Regions from separate parts of the Homo sapiens genome. Here region 2 is linked to region 1. The links are chromatin loops, found by intact Hi-C in ENCODE. Cell type or tissue: natural killer cell. All regions are shown on one strand.

Region 1 (2,500 bases):
ATGTGTGTGTGTATGTATGTATGTATGTGTGTGTGTATGTATGTGTGTACGTATGTGTTGTAGAGACTGGGTCTTACTATATTGTCCAGGCTGGTCTCGAACTCCTGGACTCAAGCGATCCTCCTGCCTCGGCCTTCCAAAGTGCTGGGATAACAAGCCTGAGCAACTGCCCCCTCCACCCTGCCCCACCTCCTTTGATGACTTCTTAATGAGCTGTAAGTTGGCGGTGGCTGCGAGTGGCTCCTGGCTCCAGCCCAGCTGGGCCAGATGCTTCAGCTTCTCCAGGGAGAAGGTCCCCCAACCCTGCCCCATCTGGGGTCCCTGTGGGTTTGAGGCAGGGGCAGCAGGAGAATTTCAGGTCAGACTAGAGGTGGGATTTCCAGGTAGGGATTACCTCTGCCATCTTGGTGAGGAAGCACTGGATGAAGTCCCGGGGAGATCTGGGGTCTAGCGAGGCCTGGTGGTCGTGGACGCTGTGGGCGATGAGGTCTCTCAGGCACTTGAAGTTCTGGAAGATGCGTTGGTGCGGCCCAGGCACCCAGTCCAGGAGGCTCGGGAAGATGTCGTACAACTGGGGACCAGACAGAGTAGGAGGGTTTTGGAGGAGGACAAAGGGTGTTCAGGGGCGAATGGGGTCAGTGTGGATTAGGTAGGCAGGGACAGGGTCTCAAAGGGCAGCCAGGTCCGGGGTGGGGGTTGGGGCTGAGGGGGAGTGGGAAGGAGGCAATGGCGGCCATAAATGCTCAGTGGAGGGGAGTGGGCGTGGCCGTGTAACTCTGGGTGGGGTCAGATGGGAGGGGGCGGGCCCTGGGCGGGCCATTCACAGCCCTTTCCCCGCCCACTGTTTCCTCTCCATTCCTAGATCCTGCGGACCCCACACCCTGCCCCTGCTGGACTCAGTTGGCTGACCTCGCCCCAGGGGCTGCTCATGATTTGGAAGTTGTCATTGATAAGGCGGATAATGGTGAGCAGACGCTCATCATCATAGTCGAAGCGGCTGCCGAAGAGCACGGAACAGATAATGTTGGACACTGAGCGACTCAGCACAAACGTGGGGTCAAAGGGCTCGCCTGAGGGTAAGGAGTGCAATGGATCAGGAAGACGCGATGTGCAGCACACCAGACCTCATGCAGCAACACCATTAATTTGTACAACATCCGACTCAACCATGGCAACGTGTCTTACGGTGCAAACACGGGGACATGGTCACAACATGCTGCTTAACGACACCCCAAAAGCATCTGTCAATGCCACAGACGGCACCGAACCCACAACTTCCTGCAGCACATCGACAGCAACAACGCCCAACCACAGAACGGGCTATTCTTGGCAACACAACACACAGCACGCGACATAGCACAAGGCAATCATCAGGCATCACGGAACACAACAACACAGGGCAACAGAACACCCAGCAAATACGATCACAGTACATGCCAACACACGACACGCAGTGACCTAACAGCCAGCCCGGAAACATCCCAAGACACGGTAACCACACACCAACACATAAAGCCAGCATACAGCTACATAATCCTGCCACACAACACACGCTAGTACACAGCAACCCAGCCTGGGCGACAGAGCAGTCAGCAAGCAGAATCGCTTGAACTCAGGAGGCGGAGGTTGCAATGAGCTGAGATCACACCATTGCACTCCAGCCTGGGGGACAGAGCGAGACTCTGTCTCAAAAAAAAAAAAGTAGAATGGATGTGAATTATAAGGATGAACTGGATTCAAAGACCTGGCCAGACATGGTGGTGTATGCCTATAGTTCCAGCACTCTGGGAGGCAGAGGCAAGAGGATCATTTGCACACAGGAGTTTGAGACTGGCCTGGGCAACATAGTGAGACCCTGTCTCTACAAAAAATTTAAAAATAAGCTGGGTGTGGTGGAGCACACCTGAAGTACCAGCTATTCGGGAGGTTGAGGTGGGAGGATGGTTTGGGCCCAGGAGGTCAAGGCTGCCATCCAGCCTGTTAAAAAAAAAAAAGATCGTGCCATCCAGCCTGTTAAAAAAAATTCCTGACCTTCAGTTTTCCGCAGCTCCGCCAGCAGGAAGCTGCCCTCCTCTAGGATTCGCTCCTCAATGCTTCTCTTCCCCATCCCGAAATTCCGTAGAATCTGGATAGAGAACTGTCTCAGGACCTTCCATCGATCCCCACTGGAGAAGGCGATGCCTGGGGAGAAGAGGAGGGGACCAGCTTAACCGGGAACTCATCCTGAGGCCACTGCCACCCAGGTCCCCTTTCATGGTATTTGCTGGGAGAGAGACAGAGTTTGGAATCTCCCTGGCTCCTTCCAGTAAGCCCTTCTGGACCCTCCAGCTTAGGGGTCTCCTTCAAGCTTCCATAGGACCATGGGCTTCCCTCACGACCATCCTATCACTCTGCCTCTGTTTCCCCATTAAGAACCTGATCACTCTGGGCTGTTACTGTCTGGTGATGGGGCTGTCTCCTTCACAGAACTGTGAAGGCAGAGTGGGTGCCTGTCTTGGTC
Region 2 (2,500 bases), 180 kb before region 1:
CGGTTCTGGCTATAGCCACCACCTCCGCTGCGGTTGAAACCTGTGTTGGAGAAATCCAGATGAAAGGCGCCATCATTCCCAAATGGCAACCCCAGGGAACTGGGTTGTCTTGGTGACTACTGTGAGCCGGCATGGCCAGGCGCAGAGCAAGAACTCAAGGTGAACAACAAAGCATGTCCTCTGGGATTCTCTAGACCCCCGGGCATACTCCCCTGTCCCAGCCCTTATGACAGGTTTGTCTCATTCACTGGACTGCAAGAATGGTGAGGCAGAGACCAAGGCAGTCCTGGGTTTCTGTGTCCCAGCATCTCAATAGCTGTTGAATATGCAGGAAGGAGATGCTCAAGGAGAGGAAGCTGGCAGGGTGCGGTGGCTCACATCTGTAATCCTAGCACTCTGGGAGGCTAAGGCGGGTGGACCACGTGAGGTCAGGAGTTCAAGACCAGCCTGACCAACATGGAGAAACCCCATCTCTACTAAAAATACAAAATTAGCCGGGCGTGGTGGTGCTTGCCTACAATCCCAGCTACTCAGGAGACTGAGGCGAGAGAATCGCTTGAATGCCGGGAGGCAGAGGTTGCAGTGAGCCGAGATTACACCATTGCACTCTAGCCTGGGCAACAAGAGCAAAACTCCGTCTCAAAAAAAAAAAAAAAAAAAATGAGAGGAAGCTAAGCACTGGTGACAGCCATGAACGAGTCACATCTAGTCCTCTTCAGACCTGGCCAAAGATGTAGCCCCCATTTCCAATAGATTTTGATCTAGATCCTATTTCCAAGGAGCTCATGGTCAGATGGGGGAAGGTTCACAAAAATGACAGCAATGTGACAGAATGTGCACTGTGATATGCAAATGGGCAAAGGGCTTCATAACCAGCGTCCAGGGAGTGGGAAAGTGGGAGCGTTTCTGAGGTCTCCGTGTCTGACTTGTTTCAAGTTTTCTACCAGAGTATAACTCACAGCTGGAGCTCAGAAAACTTCAGTTGCTGATTGAATAAGCAGTCAAAGCCCAGCCCCAACCTGGGAACAGAAAGTGGAGAGTGCTGTGTGTGAGATGTCTCACCTCCTCGGTAGTTGCCTCCTCCACCGCTGCCTCCCCCTCGGTTCTGGAAGCCGCCACGGTTGCCTCCAGGGGGTCCTCGGTTTTCATAGCGCTGGAAGCCACCACCACCCCCGCGGCCCCGGAAGCCACCACCACCTCGGTTGTCAAAGCGCTTTTCAGGGGGTGGCCCAGCCTTGCGGCCTTCCTCGTTGTACTGCCTCACTAGCTTGTCCGCTTCCTCCCGCTGCAGCTCAATGAACAGAACCTCATCCAGGAAGTCCCCAACATCTGGCAACGTGAAGTTGGCTAGGAGGAAGGAAGTGCCCCAAAGAGAACAAGAAGAAGAGGTCAGTACCTTCTGAAGTCTGGTCCCCTCCACCCAGAAGAGTGGCCTTCCAGAAGGGAGAAGGTGAAGAAAACTGGAATAGTGAATAAGAAAGACATAGACAGAAGGGCGGGCGCGGTGGCTCACGCCTGTAATCCCAGCACTTTGGGAGGCCGAGGCGGGTGGATCACCTGAGGTCAGGAGTTCAAGACCAGCCTGGCCAACATGGCAAAACCCCATCTCTACTAAAAATACAAAAATTAGCCAGGCATGGTGGTGGACACCTGTAGTCCCAGCTACTCGGGAGGCTGAGGCAGGAGAACTGGGTGAACTCAGGAGGCGGAGGTTGCGGTGAGCCAAGATCGCACCACTATACTCCAGCCTGGGTGACAGGGCAAGACTCCCTCTCCAAAAAAAAAAAAAAAAAAAAACAGAGAGAGAGAGAAAGAGGTAGACAAAGCCCCAACCCCTCAGCCTGCTAAGTGTCAGGGGCTAACAAAGACTCCTCCGTTTTCTGAAGAGGTGGCTAAGACCCACCTAGACACAGTGCACAGCTCCCTCAGGCCTCACCCCAGGGAATGGGTCAGACAGATGGCATCACCATCCCTATATTTACAGAGAAACAAACTGAGGCCTGCCCACAGTCAGCCCATCTGGGACCAGAGGCAGGGTGAGCACACAGGACTTTCAGCTTTAGCTCCCATACATCCTTTCCCTTGTGCTGCCCCAGCCCCATCCAGCCTGAAAACCCCAACATAAGACAGATGGGTAGCTTTTCCATTCACAGCTGTGGTAGACAAGGAAGGGACAAAGCAGAAGCAAAGAAAGAGTAAGATCAAAAAAGAAATCACTGGGGAGCCAGGGAAGGACAAACTGAGTAAAGAGCTTCTTCTCTCCAGGACCCTGCATTGACGTTCCTCTGGGAAGCACTCATTTCCTACCTTTCATTTCTAAGACCGCATGATCTGGGACATCCTTCCCTTCCTCGTCGGTTCGCTTTATTGTTCGGTCTTTTAGGTCCTCGTCAGTGGGACAAATTACAATAGCTTTGCGCTGGAAGCCTTCAAATGGTCTCATTTTTCGTCTCTGGGCTGACCCATAAACATTTGTCTAAGGGTAAGGTAACAGAAGAGG

What was found. Peaks named below come from ENCODE experiments on the same cell type or tissue, not always from the same donor. Only the 100,000 strongest peaks of a DNase experiment are listed, where the experiment ranks them.
Region 2: it touches region 1 in a loop (8-fold over the local background); 17 of 110 quality-filtered maps call a loop at or near these places.

The regions. Positions count from the first base shown.
Region 1 is chr19:41,120,028-41,122,527 of GRCh38, reverse strand. CYP2F1 (cytochrome P450 family 2 subfamily F member 1) reads right to left here. Exons shown (of 10, transcript NM_000774.5): 4 at 2,032-2,181; 5 at 910-1,070; 6 at 395-571. Among named protein-coding and RNA genes, the nearest start is that of CYP2F1, 6.8 kb to the right of the region's middle. In natural killer cell, no CTCF peak of the experiment used is centred here; a DNase peak (open chromatin) is centred at 1,257; H3K27ac peaks cover 1,466 bases.
Region 2 is chr19:41,301,512-41,304,011 of GRCh38, reverse strand. HNRNPUL1 (heterogeneous nuclear ribonucleoprotein U like 1) reads right to left here. Exons shown (of 15, transcript NM_007040.6): 11 at 2,308-2,476; 12 at 1,063-1,347; 13 at 1-40. Among named protein-coding and RNA genes, the nearest start is that of CCDC97, 7.4 kb to the left of the region's middle. RefSeq lists enhancers at 1,032-1,371, 2,325-2,500. In natural killer cell, no CTCF peak of the experiment used is centred here; a DNase peak (open chromatin) is centred at 1,181; H3K4me3 peaks cover 328 bases; H3K27ac peaks cover 2,500 bases.